Linked DNA regions of Mus musculus: region 2 is linked to region 1. A link is a loop called in an ENCODE intact Hi-C map of the cell type or tissue named here. Cell type or tissue: heart. All regions are shown on one strand.

Region 1 (8,000 bases):
TTGGCTCTGAAATTATTGTTTGGGCACCCTGAGAATAAGAATTTATTGATATAGAGATCTGACTGATTAATTTTAAGTTTCTAGAGTTTTGATTTACTGGGTTAAGGGGAATTGTGACCACCGACCACAGGGGGTGGATGGCTGAGAAGGGAAGACTGCCAGCTGGGGCTAGCCAATAGGTGGTGAAGCCCCTGGGCAGAGAGTAGCTGGGTGAAGCGCGGGAACTTGGTGTCTTTTTTTACTATTTCCCTGCAACAGAGGTGAATGGCATACAGTCTTTGATGCCGCAGCAGAGCATATGTGAATGTTGGTCTCACTGCCCTGTATGCCAGTCAGGCTTCTTGCCTACTGAGTAGTCTGTCGTGTTTGTGTGTGCTGTGGATTGTAGCCAGGACCTGCACATGCTGAGCGAGCACTCCAACCCGAGCTTATTTTCTACCCCACATTATTTTGAGACAAGATCTCTTTGTCTGGTTGCAGGAGATGTCTGGTTCAGGTTCCATATCTCCCTTACTAGGGGTCTTAGCTAGGGTCATCCTCATAGATTCCTGGCGGTTTCTACTACCCTAATTCTACCTGGTCCCCAAAATGTCCCACAACTCCAGTTGTCTCTCAGTAATCTCTCCCTCCATCTTCCCCAACCTGATTCCTCTTGTTCCTGTCCCCACTTGCCCAAGTCTACCTGAGATATCTATTCTGTTTCCCTTTCCAGGAAGGTTTATGCATTCCCCCTTGAGTCCCGCTTGTTACTTAGCCTCTCTGGGTTTGTGGTTTATATATGGTTATCCTTTACAGCTACTATCCATTTATAAGTGAGTACATACCATGTTTGTCTTTCTGGGTCTGGGTTACCTCACTCAGGATGGTTTTCTTCTAGTTCCATCCATTTGCCTGCAAATTTCATGATGTCATTTTTGGGGGTTTTGTTTGTTTTTTGGTTTTTTGGGACAGGGTTTCTCTGTGTAGCCCTGGCTGTCCTGGAGCTCACTTTGTAGACCAGGCTTTCCTTGAACTCAGGAATCTACCTGTCTCTGCCTCCCAAGTGCTGGTATTAAAGGCGTGCGCCCCCACTGCCCAGCATGATTCATTTTTTTTAACAGCTAAGTCACAAATACTCCGTTATATAAGTGAACCACATTTTCTTTATCCATTCTTAAGTTAGGGGACATCTAAGTTGTTTCCAGTTTCTGCCTATTATGAATAAAGGTGCTATGAACATAGTTGAACAAGTGTCTTTGTGGGATGGTGGAGCATCTTTTGGGTATATGCCCAGAAGTGGTATAGCTGGGTCTTGAGATAGATTGATGCCAATTTTTCTGAGACCACCATATTGATTTCCAAAGTGGCTGTGTAAGTTTATGCTTCCAACAACAGTGGAGGAGTATTATCCTTGCTCCACATCCCAGCCAGCATGTGCTGTCACTTGCATTTTTGATCTTAGGCTTCTGACAGGTGTAGTGGAATCTCGGAGAAGTTTTAATTTGCGTATCCCTGATGGCTATGGATGTTGAACATTTAAGTGCTTCTTGTCTATTTGAGAGTCCTCTACTGAGAATCCTGTTTAAATCTGTACCCCATTTTTAATAGGATTATTTGGTTTGTTGATGTCTAATTTTTTGAGCTCTTTATATATTTTGGAAACTAGCCCTCTATCAGATGTGGAGTTGTTGAAAATCTTTTTCCAGTTTGTAGGCCGCCATTTTGTTCTAATGATGGGGCCTTTGCTTTACAGACGGTTCTCATCTCATGGGGTCCTATTTATTAATTGAGATCTTAGGACATGAGTGATTGGTGTTCTGTTCAGGGCAAGTGTCTCAAAGGATCATATGTCCTGTCTAAAGCTATGTCTCAATATTAACGTCATAAATGTGATATAAGCTTCTTAGGGGTACAGTCCCCTGGTTATAAACATTAGGGAAGTACCAATACTCAGTATTGCTTGCTGAGGTTAATCTGCTTTGTTCTCCTGAGTTTCCGCTGCCCTGTGTTCCCTTTCCTGGGCACAGATTCGGTGGCTTCTACGACACAGCCAGCCTTTGGCCGCTGTGAGCCTTTTCATCTCTCCTCAGCTCGAGCACGAAGCTTATCAGTTTGGGATTTGTTGATGTTCATCCCTGTGACATTTTGCCTTTCAAATGGAAAGTTAAGGATTACTGGAGTTATAATTGGATTTGAGTTTAACTGAGACTTTGTTTTTTGTCTTCTCTTAGGTGTGGTGTGGTGGACTTTCTTTGAGTACTGGAATGCAGGTTCCAAGTGCTGTGAGAACACTTCAGAAAAGTGAAAACGGAATGACTGGTTCAACTAGCAGCCTGAACAATGTCACTCAGTAATGGCAACTCAGACTGTTTCCCTTCCCTTTGACTGTGTGGCCTTTCCCACACAGTTACTAACAGATATTTCTGAGTGGTGGAATCAGGTTTTCTATGTTCTGCTTTAAAGCCTGGAGTCTGTTAGATTAACTACCAAATAGGAAGCAGCCATGGAGGTTATTGCCTGCGTCCCAGAATCAAGCAGTTGGGGTGCAGGAGGCTGACATAGTGATATTGAGTAGTGATTAGGAAAGGGGCGGTGTTGAACTGTTTGTGTAGAAAGCCATCTTTCTGTCTCTTAAGCTCCTCTGGTTTGTCTGGTAGGTGTAATTACGCCTGGCGAGCCCTGGGCCCGGGTTGCTAAGCATTAAAAGCTTGCCTTTCTCCCTGCCCTTGCTCTGTTTCTGCTCCTCACCGGCTGTCATTACATGCTACACTGAGGCTTTAAAAACACAAGGTCCCCCAAGGCTTCCTAGAAATTGAAATCTTTGCCTAGGCAGAGAAATTGACCTATGGTGGCTTATTTTAGTCTTTTATAAATAAACTGAGTTTTTGATAGGGTAACTTATGGATTGACTAGATTCATATCACTTTCTCCTCTAAAATATTGTAGTATTTTCTTATAGTTATAACTCAAAAATATCAAGCAGACAGAGAATTTAGGCAGTGCAAAGGAGTATTCTTGTGTGTTTGTGTTGAGTCATTCTGTCCATTCCTCCACCAGCTCCTGGGCACCACCTGAGAAACCGTGCTCTCTAAGTTTGTTCTCTGCTTTGACCCCACTTTTATAGCTGTCTTTGCATCTTTGATAAAACTTCCACTTGAATTTGGCACTGATAATAATTATTGCTTATGAAAGTTTGTGAATTAAGTTCTTTATAAAGGGTAAAAAGCTGTATATTGCTGGGTTTTGTTGTTTTTTTGTTTTGTTTTTTTTTGTTTTTTGTCTGTGTAAGATTATAAAGAAATGTGCCTAAAGTATTCTTTTCTGGAATAATTTGTATGTTCTTTTATAAAGATATGGATTGGTTTACCAGCTGTTTAAAAAAAAAAACATGTGTCCTAGCTGGGCATAGTGGTGCATACCTTTAATCCCAGCACTTGGGAGGCAGAGGCAGGTGAATTTCTAAGTTCAAGGCCAGCTTGGTCTATAGAGTGAGTTCCAGGACAGCCAGGACTACACAGAGAAACCCTGTCTCAAAAAAACCAACCAAACAAAAACAAAAACAAAATGTGTCCTACTTAATTGGTATATGTGTTTTTCAAACAATCATTTGAGGGGTGTTTTGATTTGGTTTGGTTTTTGTTTCTGTCTTTTTGGTCCATTCATTCACTGTTTAAAAGTTTATGATTCTTCCAAAAATGAATATAGTTTCCTTTTTCAAATCTGAAGGCATGTGGGAAGCAGTGAGCAAAACCTGTGGTTATTAACGGAAAAGTCTTTTATTACAAAGTCAATTAAAACTTTTCATTCAAGGTTTTTGAGCCAAACTAGAAGTTGAGATTGTAAAACTGCTTTAAGAACTTTAAAGAAATGAATATTTGATCTCTGATTAATTTTTGAGACTTCTAAATCTCTTCTTGTTTTAAGTTTCTTGGACTTCTGACAAACTTCCCTGGAGAAGTGTTCATTTTTGTTTTCTTCATGTAGCTTGTAGATCATAATAAGTATTTGCTCTTAAAATTTACTACTTAGTAGCATGATTATTTTTGTTCTGTTGATGAAGCAAATTTGACAGAATATTATTTCTCCATATCACACATATCTACACTATTATCTGATAACACACTGGTAGTTTTTAAGACTAAGGCAGTTTATAGAATGAAGTATATCAATATTCTTTTGGTTTCCCAAAGCAATATTTTACTTTTCATTTATTATAGTTTGAAAGACATTTTTCATTGTTCCATTACCTATAGAAATGGTATTTCATGACCTAGGGAAAAAGGAATTACTCCTTTTTGTAGACTCATACCTGAAAGCAGTGATTTACTAGAATTGCTTTGTGTGGCTACTAAGTTTATTTTGTCAAAAATGACAAGGAAAAAGCCAGCTGTTTTCATAGACCTTTTCATTATGATACTGTATCTTGCATAGTTGAATCTTCTCATTTATACAGTGCCTTTTTCTCATGCTCATTGTCTACTGACTTTAAGGCAGGCAACACTGGACCATAGTGGTGCAGGCCTTCTATTGAGGCCAGAGGAGCAAGTGTGCTTCTTCCTTGTCCTTGTCCCATCATTGAGACCTTCATCTACAGTTTCCAAACAGTCATTGGAAAACGCACGACAGTTACCCAGAAGGTTTTATTTCTCAGCAGATTTGTAGAATGAAGTATAACGTCAGTGAATGAGAGTCCAAGTTCTTATCACACGATATTAGGTACTAATTATACCCTCATTGCTTTAAAATACACATCAGGGTCTCTTTTAAAAATAGAACAAATCTGTAGTATTTAAGTTTAAAAATCTTAAGTTTATTATGTTAAATTGAATTTTGTCAACCCTTCTTTTTAAATTAAAATAATTGAATAGAGTGCCTAGTTAAATTTTCTCAAAGCAAGGTAACTGCTCAGCTCAGTCAGCTGTGGCAAGCTGGCCAGCCCTCTTCACTCCAGCGTTCTTCACTGCTCTATGTCTGCTTACACAGCTTGGACATGGCTGCTTTCCATGAAGGAAATATAGGGGAGGTGGACTGTAAGGGATATATAACCAGTGTGAAGAACTGCTTCATAAAATATGTATTAAGTATTGTATTTCCCTCTTAGCAGTTGAATCCAAACCAGTTTCATTTAGCTGGAAGTAGACAGGAAGGAGCTGCCTTAAGCACTTTAGAAAAAGAATTTGCTACAATTCATTTGACTCAGCTGATTGTGTCACATCTTTTAAATACTGGTAAATATGGATATACCAAGTATTTAATGACTAATGCACATAGAAATTAATATTAATACAGTGATCTTTTGAATGTTCCAGGTATAGGCTTTTTAAAAAGTGTTAAGAGTGTCTGTCTGTCTGTCTGTCTGTCTGTCTGTCTGTACGTTTAATTGATAGCACCTCTGCCGTGTGTCATCAACTACTAGACAGCCAGGCTAAGCCTTCTCATTCTGTTCTGAAGATTCTAAAAAAATTCGAACCATCAACAATAGTATGTATAATTTGAACTTCCATGATTGATCCTTGATATAAATAATAAAAGAAAATATTTATGATGAAATATTTTAATTAGGTCAATTATCTAGAATTACCTAGTTTTGTCTATATATCTTTTCCATGAAATTATAGCTATCTATGTATTTGTAGTTGTTTCTTTCAAAAACAATTTTTAAAAATTGGAAAGGGATATATATGAGAAGTGATTACTCCAAAGAATATTAATCTTAAAAGAAAGCAGTATAGATGTCTTACCATGAAATACATTACTCTAGGCTAAAATTTCAACTGTTTTAGTCATAGATTTTTAGCATCTTTGTTAGATCAGCATATAATTCATATAACTACTTAAGTTTTTATGATGTATCATCAATTTTATTACTTTCTGTCTATGTTTGCAAAAGTAGTAGAGTTTAATTCACCATATGAACCTCATTCTGATGTTTTTGATTTGATAGTCTTGATCTAAAAATAATGTTTTGTTAATATGTCACTAAATTTCTAAAAACTGTATTCATGGGCTGCTGAGATGGCTCACAAGAAAAGCACTTGCTGCCAACTGGATGACTTGAGTTTGTTCCCTGGGACCCAAATGGAAGGGGAGACTTATCTCCTGCAAGTTGTCTTTTAACCTGCGCATGTGTGTGCACATGTGCATGCGCATACACACACACACACACACACACACACATACCTTAAAAATTTTTTAAAGTACATTTGTTGTTGCTTGTAAATTAACTACTCGTAGTAATATTTCACTTTTACATTATAATAAAAAGTTTGGAAAAGTTACTTTTCTTGTTTTATTTTTACATCATATTCATTCTGTCAGAAGTAAGCATGAAATTACTCAGTATCCATGTCACCACCAAGTTGTTGTTTTCAAGCCAGTATATTTTTTCATAACTCCAGTGCTCAGACCTAGAGTAATAAAGCTTTTCTTACAGAAAACCATCACAGCGACATTACCTCATGTTTGTATGTTTAGTTTTGTGTCTCGTAACAGTGTTCACATTTGTGATTCTGATGTCAGTATTGTGTCACCTGAGCGGGATGATTACCTGAGTACCATAGGAACTTTGTACCAGTTGGAATTTAAGTGGACTGTTTGCTGCTTTTGTTCGCATTGGAACGTTGGACATGCCATATGATACTGGCTTAGTAATCAATACCAGTAATTACCATAGAACTTTATCTGACTACCCAACCATATCAAAAGAGTACTTTTTTCTGGGTTAATAATACTAGCTTTGATACATAATCATTTAAGTTATATTTGTTTAAAATTATATATTTTCTTAGTAATAGTCAAGTTGGTGCTTAGGAATAAACATGTAGAAGTTTATGCAGTATGTAGGGCAGAGGTCAGTGAATGTATTTGCTTGGCTTGGAACTTAAGATTGAACCAATTTTACAATAAATCAAATTGGAAGAAATTGGTAAAAGGCATTTTAGTAATATTGGAACTTTTTGAAGTGTGTGGGACTATGAGAAGAATTTCTTACTAACATTTCCAATATCTGTAAGATACCAAAGGACTGAGACTAACTGATCTTTTAATGGAATTTCTTTGAAATCAAATCCATAACTGATTCTATTAAGATACAATAGCTAAAGTTGGGGAATAACTTCAGGTAAAAACTGCAAGTCTTGAAGATTTTTGGCATTCTTTTAAGTATTTAAACTTAATCTTTATAGCTGCCCCATACAGTAATCTATGACCTCTCTGAATCACTCTTCAATCTTGGGCCTCTATTGCCTTACTTCAAATATTGTACCTTGTTTAGCCTACCTCACAGGGCTGTTGTGAGGAGTGTAGTGAAACGGACTCTCATGTGAACTGGGTGGTTTCCACTAAGAATGGTTGTGTTTGGATACTTGTAAATGCTGTTTAGTTAGAAAAAGCATGTTAAGTTGGTATAAGCAGTGATTTTAAATGATTTTTAAAAATAAGACGTCCTTCAAAATGTCTTTTAGTATCAATTAAGTTTGTGCATGATTGTTTTTATATTTCTCATCAACTACACAACTTTTCCAAGTTATAAAGTCTACTGCAGCATTCATGTGTAGCGGGGAAGCCTACGTAAGCAAACGACTACAGCTCCTTCCCCCCAGGACTTGCACTTGCACTAGAGCAGCCGGTGCCCATGCAGAGTGAACGTGGCTGAATTAACTTTTCCAACAACCAAGTGGGTCAGCAATTTGATGCCCTTGATAAATATCAACTTTATTGAATTGTACCTTTTATTAAAAAGGAAATACTTCAAAACCTTGTTCATTACCTAGACCAGTTATTATCTGTCTGGACATAGTTGTGTTCCTCTAAATTGGATGTACTAAATAGTTTACAAGTTATCCTACTCCACAGATTTTGGTATGTTTGTTATCTGGACATGATTTTGCTATGCAGTTGTGATAATAAAAATTCCAGCTCCTCAGGTTTAACCTCTAAGTTGTGGATGGAGACTATTTAAAGTACACATGATGTATTCAGTGCTGCAAGAGTGTTTGAAATGAGCACACTGCCTCATTTTC
Region 2 (8,000 bases), 260 kb before region 1:
CAACAAAAACCCCAAGTAAAACAATAAATAAAATTCAGAGTTTGTGATAGTTTGTATATGCTTGGCCTAGGGAGTGGCACTATTAGGAGGTATGGCCTTGTTGGAGTAGGTGTGTCACTGTGGGTGTGGGCTTTAAGACCTTTGTACTAGCTGCCTAGAAGCCAGTCTTCTCTTGTTTGCTTTTGGAACAATATGTAGAAATTTCAGCTCCTCCTACAACATGCATGCCTGAATACTGCCACACTCCTGCTTTGATGATAATGGACTGAACCTCTAAACTTGTAAGCCTGCCCTAATCAAATGTCATCCTTATGAGAGTTGCCTTGGTCATGGTGTCTGTTCATAGCAGTAAAACCCTAATTAACACAGAGTTATACAGTAACACTGGAAAAACATAAACTTAGAAATGTGGATAGGTAGAGTTATGGAGCGAAGGAATTCGCAATCTCTAGACTCTCCAGAACAAGGATATGTGTTCAAATTCTCTGAGTATGTGTTCAAATTCAGGAGAGAGCTTTCACAGGTCTCTCACTCTTAAACTTACCTGGGAACCTGAAATGCATTGCTGAGGTCTCAAATAGAATCTGCTCTTGGCTCTCCGGTAATGAATGAACAGCTACAGCCTTCGGTTACAATTAGTTTTTGATTCAGGAGTATTTCCCAGGGGTAATCTATGAATGCTCTTAGGGAGGTTGGTGAGGCAGACCTGGAAGCTGGGGCTCAGCTGAAGGGATTGTGTGCCTGTGGGATAGAGCTGTGAACACAGTATGTTAGAACGTAACACAGCCAACGCACCAAATGCCAGGGTTTTTAAATTAGAGGGTTGATCGGGCACACACACACACACACACACACACACCACTCACATATAGATTCGTTTATATTTATGACATCTTCCCCTCCTCCACCTCAAGCCTGACCTCATGTGAACAATGAGTCAGGCTTTACTGAAATCACTGGAAAGACCATAAGTTCTGTATTTCCCTTCAGTGAGTGACCAGCGCTGAGCCTTCTGAGGCTGGAAACCCTGGAATTCACACGGCCAATTATGCAATACTAGACTATTGGGAAGCATTTCCGGCTGGCTCAGCTGGTGATCTGATTTTACCCTGCAGCATCAAGATTGATAGGCCTTATAATTTTATCCTGGTTAGTGCAGACGTTGTTCTTATGTAACTCAAAAAAAAAAAAAAAAACAAAAAACAAACCTCCTTGGTTTTGAAAAAACCTTATACCCTTTAAGAGGGCTTTTCCCTCAGGACACCTCAAGGTAGTGAGATCCAAGCCCTGAGCTCTGGCTCGGGTAAAAAAACCAAACAAACAGTTTTCTCCTTTCTGAATTTACTGTAATTTAATTCCGCTGAATGCTGTGTGTGCTGGTTTATGAGAAAGAGGGAAAAGCACAGAACAGTAAAGCCTCCCTCTAAATTACATCCCCCCCCGCCCCCCGCCCCCCCCCCCCCAGGTTTGGGAGACTGAACTCAGCACTGCTCAGGCGTGAGCCTCACTCTGGCTTCCTCCTAAATCACTGTGTCCAGGAGGCTTCTCTGGGCACCATGGCTGTGGGAAAGAGACTTGTTGTTCAAAGGGACAGAATATCGACTTAGAGATTCTCAGTTTCTCTCCAGCTAATGAAAGGGTGTAATTTTACAGCATCACGTTCATATGCATACATAATTAGTGTGTTTATGAAACACCGTGCAGAACCTCAGAAGGCCTGGTTCTACTCCTGAAAGGGAACCCTCCAGTGAGGAGCAAGTACGTGCGATGTGACTGTGCTCGGACTGGGCTATCTATCCATCCACCATCCAAGGCACGGAAGAGATCTTCAAAACAAACAGCCAAACAAACAACCAAACACCCCACGCTTTGGTGAAGCACTGACAAGGCCAGCTACAGATCCAGCCACTTCTACAGTTCCAGTGATAAAATAAGCACTAGCTACTACATGGAACAACTGTGCTAGCCAGAGAGATTTTTATAATCGGAGAGAAAAGCTCCCATCTTGACTTGCTAAGAGAGACAACTCCTCTTTCCTTGATTATAAAGAAGGAAGACAGATGGCTTCTTGTTTAAGACTGTAATTTCAGCATCCTCCCTCAGTTAAAAACAAGATGTCCTTTTCTGGCTTTGAGGGAAAAATCTCATGGGAGGGATTTTTATTCCTGGCTGTATTGAATAATTCAACAAACACCCCAGAGAGCCCAGGGAGATATAAAGAAGAGAATACTTCCCCTTGTTCTCAGGGAGTTTACAATCTTACTGTGGAGTTTATGAACAGAATTGGGACCCACAGCAATTAATGCTTTATTTCTTCATTTCCAGCTAATGACCCAGTGGTTACCCGTAGGGAAAGAAGCCTTGGAAGTCACTCATCCTGTGCCTAGGAAAGAGCCTCAGGTCAAACTGCAGAAAAGTCAAGGATCTGAAGAAGTTGTTGTTGAGTGCTTATTCACTGACCTGTCCACTGCCTACCCACATTATTTAATCTTACACTTTGCAGCCATCCCTGCTATCAGGACTTCACAGAGGATCATGAGGTTTGGAGGAACAAGCCATCCAGGAAATGGTAATGCAAAACACCAACTAGGGAATTTTCTGTGTGTGAGTTTGTCTCCATTCCATACCCCTCCCACCCACACCCATTCCCCACCCTCTTGTTTAGATTTCTCCTTTCCTTGCTCCTCTAGTCAACTTCCCCTTTGAGTTTGAGTCACCTTGAAATCTGCCTTTTATGGACAAGTCAGCATTTCTGGGGTCTCACTCTGGTATCTTTGCAAACCTTTTGATCCCAGTCTTTGCAACACCTTGACAATATGAAACAAGACCGGAATGTTTATATGAGTGTTAGATACATGCGCGTTTCGGTGATAGTTAATCATGACCTTGTTTACTCTCGCCATTTTTAAACTGCTCTCGCTTCACTGTATCTGTAATGACTTCCCTAACATTGGAAATTTCTTAAAGGTTGTGCATGTCTAACTTGTTGCTACCCCCAACGCATATTAATACAGGTTTCGTTTTTTTTAATAAGAGAGTAGCAACTTTGCCTTTTATCGCCTGTTTAATCTTAGTGCCATAAATTTCTAGACTGTAATATAGTGAGTGCCTCGGTAAATATTTTAAAGATGAATTGGTGCGTGTGTTTATGTGTGTGCCCGCGCTACCATGTGTAAGAAAGTTTAGTGAAGAACCAACATGGCTTTGACTTGAGGGCCTGGAGTACTACCTTCCCCTCCCATTTCTGGCTCTTTTACTACAATTTCCAGTTGGGTGCTCTCACTGTCGTCGGCCTCCTTCAAGGCTTAGTGTCCACATCAGCAAAATGGGGCCAGGAGCAACAGATGATATTTTTCCACTTCCATCACCCATTCCTTCTCCATGGGAGGTTTTGCAAATACTCTCTCTTCTGGGTAACATAAACAGCCGCCAGAGCCCTAAAAAAAGCTCCGGGTCAGTGACCTCAGAGGCGCTCCCACCCGGGAGAAGGAGCGACCCCCGGTGACCTCCCCGTGCCTCGCGCGTACAGAAGCAAGTCGGCCGCCTTCCCTCTGCGAGCCCGCCGGGTCCACGGGCGCCTCGGCCTCAGACGCCCTCTCGCCGCCCCGAGGCAGAGCTCGGCCTCGGTGCCACCGCGAAATGGGCCCGGCGCCGCGCAGACTCCTGCGCGCGCCCAAGGGCCCGGCCTCGTTCTGGGCTGCCGTCGTCCCCGCCGTCCGCGCCGCGCGGCGCTGCACTGGGGGCGGGGAGTCTGATGGGAGACGCGCGCGGCGCCGAGGAGGAGGCGGCTGCAGCCCGGGAGAGGGAGCGGGAGCGGGACTGGGAGCGGGTGGTGGGAGGCGGGGGCCAGGGGGAGGGGCTGCCGCCGCCGCCCGCCCCTTTCCGCTGGGGAGCAGCTGCAGCAGCAGGAGCGGAGCCGGAGCCGCGCAGCCGCCGCCGCCGCCGCTGCCGCCGCCGGGGGATGTGGCCGGCGCCTGCCCCGGACCGCGCAGCCTCCTGAGTTCTTGCCGCTGTCGCCGTCGCCGCCGTCGCTGCCGAGTCGTGCGGGGCCAGGCCGCGCCCTCCCCGGGCGCCCGCCGGCTCGCATGCCGAGGGGCTCCGGGGCGTAGCTGCGCGCCCGGCGCCGCCTCCGGGCTCCTCCGGCCCCGCCATGGGCTGCTGCAGCTCCGCCTCCGCCGCGCAGGTGAGGGGCTCCCGCCTCCCGGCCGCCCGCCCGGATGCCACCCCGCGCTGTGAGCGCCTGCCGAGCCGTGCCCTTCGCTCCCCTGCCGTGCCCTGCGCCCCTCCGGTCCCCGCCGACCTCGGCGCTTCGTGCCTGGTCCCCCAATGCCCGCTGCGCTCCCTCCCCCGCTTTCGCACCTGAGCAGCCCGTCCCGCCCGTCTGCAGGTAGAGGCGCCCCGGGCGCCCGCTCTGCCCCGGGGAGGCATACGCTTCCCTCTCCTTGGGGCCCGCCAGCCTGCTCTCCACCTCCGCCGAGCCCCCCCGCCACCCACAGACTGTTTTCCGTGTCCCCAGAAGGTGTACCCCAGCTTGGGCTCTTCACCTCTCTTCCACCTTATTCTAGTTTCGGATCCATTTAATAAGCTGCCCATTTCCCCTGGTCTGCGGGCCCCCTTGGCCGGGATCAGGTGCTTCACTGGGTCCCGGTGCCCTTCCAGGGCCCATTTCACAGATCCCACCCGCTCGTTCCCCATCCCATCCCCCCTCTGTGCCTTGACCCTGAGCACCGCGGCCTCTCGGCGCACCGAGGCCCCTGCGGGAGCGGGGGGACTGGGCTGGGAAGGAGATTGGGCACCTGGTGGGTGACGGGAGCGTTACGGAAACTCCCTCTTTGTTGCCAGTGTAACAGGAGGAAGAGGTGCCGAATTTAGTTTTTCTGTGGGCACTGGCTGGATGTTGTCGCTGAGGGCTGAGATGCAGAGATTTCTCTCAGCTGCCACCCTGCCCCCATCCAAATTTCGCTAGCCGCCTTCTCTTTCCGATCAGAGCCTTTAACCTGGGTGGAAATGTTTGGACAACTGTGTAAGGATCAGATGTAATAGAACTTGACTGCTGGCCACTAATAACTGAGAGGACCTGTTTGTAAATTATCTAATTTAGTGGATTAGTGAGTGTATTTACAAATACGATAAAAAGCAATCAGGAATACTGCATCAAACTGTCTGGTGGTGGTGTATGAAAAATAGGCTCTGACAACGCCTGGGATGTTTCTCCACAGTTTCATTAGCGTAGAATTTAACAGTAGTCTGTGATTTGTTTGTTTGGTGGTGGTGATGGGGAGAAGTATGCGCTTGCTTCTAGAAATAAAGGCTGGTTGGTTCTTGGCGAAGAAAAAAAAATGCTAGTTTTTTGGGGAAAAAAATTCCTCTAGAGATGTAGCATCTGTGACACAGAAGTGCTTGGTGCTAAGTGACTATATATAACTCAGGTTTAAATAACCTGCATACTTGCTCTGAAAAATCTGAGATCTGTCACAGAAACAACTAGGATTGGAGATGAGTGGAGGACATTTATGGCTTTATTGAGCATTGATCCTGTTTGTCCAGTTCTTAGGCTGGCTGGTTTAGTTAGTGAAACCTTATTCAGTTAGGATAGCAAAGGAAAACCATGTGCCTGGTGTTAAGGAAGGCTGGATCACGGCTTTCTATTAGCATATAGAGGTGTAGAAAAACACATACCTTTGGGGATTTAGTTGGGGATTTAGGCAGGGGGTGCATCTATCAGTTGGGCATTGCTCATCTAATAGTTGTTTACATAGAGTTTTCATCAAAAAGTGTCTTTCACATTCCCTTTCTTTTCAGAATCGGGTTACTGTGCATGCTCATTTGGTGGTGAAATGCCTTTAAGACAGCAAGGTATTGATAGTTTATGGATGGCTTGTTCAATGTGTGAAGGATAGTGTGGGAGGGATGGGTTCTGCCTCAGGAGGCCACTTTAAATGGGCAGTGGGTCACGGGCTTGTCTCCCTCCATGCAGACCGCTTCCTCTCTCCCTTTCCCCTTCTCCCAGCCACTGCTTTCTGCACGCCATGTGACACAGACAAGACTCCTGTCATGCACCTGGGGGTGTGCTTTTCTCCCCCTGTGGATTTCTGTAACCAATCAGCAGTTTGTCAACATGCTTTAGTTCAGTGTTGGGGACTTGAAGTATTCAGTGGAGCGTCCAGGCAGGTTTTTAGGTACAGGGCTTGCCATCATTTTTTTTTTTCTTATTTTAGATTTTTTTTTCCCATCATTTTCATTTCTGAAGTGTTCTCGATCCCCTGATGTCTTCAACACTCATCTCAGAAGCATCAGGCATCTAGAATGCTCTTGTATTTATGTGTGTTGTGTTGAAATAAAATAGGGATGCAACTTTAAATGTTCTCTAGATGCAACGCTGCACATTACTGAGCTAATCTTCAGGGTCAGGAGTGTCTTTTCAGGCAGAATATGTTTGATTCTGCTTTCTACTGAGCTGTGAGGTTCTTGAGTGTAGAATTTGCCTTTTTCCCCCCTCCCTCAGCTTTCCATTTATGCAATGCCTCACTGTATGCTGCAGAGCTGCTCAGCTGCGGTTATTGAATGGAGTGCATACGTAAATTTAAACATTTGGCTAGCAAGTCACTGATTGTGAAGCCCCCCCCCCCAGCCCTGATCTGTGTCTCGCACTTTCCACGGTTTGATAGTCTAAGTTCACCAGACTATCCTTTTCTGAACTCAAACCTCAACTTTGTAAAGTTAAAATTTACTGTGGGAGACCACATTTATTCCTGTTCTGTCAGTAGCACCACTGGTTTGTAAAACGGAGCAGCTTGCCTCCTTTGCTCCTGACACCTTGCTCAGTGTGGGTATTTATTTTAGTCAGTGCAGTGCTATAGCATCTTAAAAGACTTGCGTGCAAGCTCTGATGATACCCTGTAGAGTCAATCAAAATACGATATACTCAGAGGTATCACCAGGAACTTTGAAGCTAGACTTTATCAGTGTATGTAAAGTACACTTTATTTTTGTTCTAGAGCTGGGTGTTGAAGTGTAGTTTTCCCTCCTAGTCTTTTACTGCGTTGCAGATGCTCATAAAAGAGTTTATGGTCTTCTGGACTTTGATCCTTTGTAGTCCAGATACTATTTTTTCCCTTGGCCATGACTAGGTATCGTAATTCCCCACCAAAATAATTATTCCACTTTGAGAATTAAAATTAAAACATCATATTCTGTGCAGGTATTTTACTGCCAAGGAAGCAAATTATTTGCAAAATAATCTGTATGGTATTAGACACATACATTTAGGAAAAGTGTCTGGTTCCATGGGCACTTACAGAACTCTTAGGGCGATTTTTCTCTGGCTTAAATAATAGTCAGTAGTTACACATTGTTGGAAATGGCTCAAAACAAACCCAGTATATGATGCCTAAAAGTCTGCTTGAAGGGGGTATCAAAGTAAGATGATCTGGAGTTTCTTTTTACAACATTAATCCTACCTAAGAGTGTTAAAATTTCTCCCCATCTGTCCATAATTAGTTTCTTCTGCTATAACCTGCTATACATAATTTCTATTCTTGTAATGCTAAACTTCAAAGTTCCCTTGTAAATCTTCAGATTTATTAAATGTTCTTTCCCATTGACAAACCAGTGTAAATGAAGGGGGTTTGTGAAAGATTACTTAGCAAATTGCTGTATGTCTTTGTCCTTAATGGCTAGATCATTATTTTCCACTGCAGTGCTTTAGAGGCGAGGAGGTTTCTCAAGCTTTTGAGGTTCTGTGTCCTCCTCCTAACCTCAGAATTGGAAAGAGCTAGAGAGAGGGGTGGGGGAGGGAGAGGAAGAGAGAGAGAGAGGTGCACAGACTTTCTAGTGGAAGAGACTACCTGTTGTGAGCCTCAATTTAGAAGACTCTTGGGCACTGTCTTGTCCCAAGCCCTTCAAACTGAGGGTGACATTTTTAACTGCCATATCCTAATTGCTTAGCCATGCTGCCTTAAAAACAATTGGGAATATTTACTCATTACTATTTGTCTTAT

What was found. A loop is a pair of places that touch in the nucleus more often than their neighbours do. Peaks named below come from ENCODE experiments on the same cell type or tissue, not always from the same donor. Only the 100,000 strongest peaks of a DNase experiment are listed, where the experiment ranks them.
Region 2: it touches region 1 in a loop (4-fold over the local background); 2 of 42 quality-filtered maps call a loop at or near these places.

The regions. Positions count from the first base shown.
Region 1 is chr4:53,698,831-53,706,830 of GRCm38, forward strand. It overlaps Fsd1l (fibronectin type III and SPRY domain containing 1-like), which reads left to right. Exons shown (of 13, transcript NM_001195284.1): 13 at 2,211-8,000. The coding sequence ends at 2,333. Among named protein-coding and RNA genes, the nearest start is that of Fktn, 11 kb to the right of the region's middle. In heart, no CTCF peak of the experiment used is centred here; no DNase peak of the experiment used is centred here.
Region 2 is chr4:53,436,534-53,444,533 of GRCm38, forward strand. Slc44a1 (solute carrier family 44, member 1) reads left to right here and starts at 3,883. Exons shown (of 16, transcript NM_001374697.1): 1 at 3,883-4,183. The coding sequence starts at 4,151. In heart, a CTCF peak has its summit at 3,616; DNase peaks (open chromatin) are centred at 1,028, 3,748 and 4,708; H3K4me3 peaks cover 3,308 bases; H3K27ac peaks cover 2,709 bases.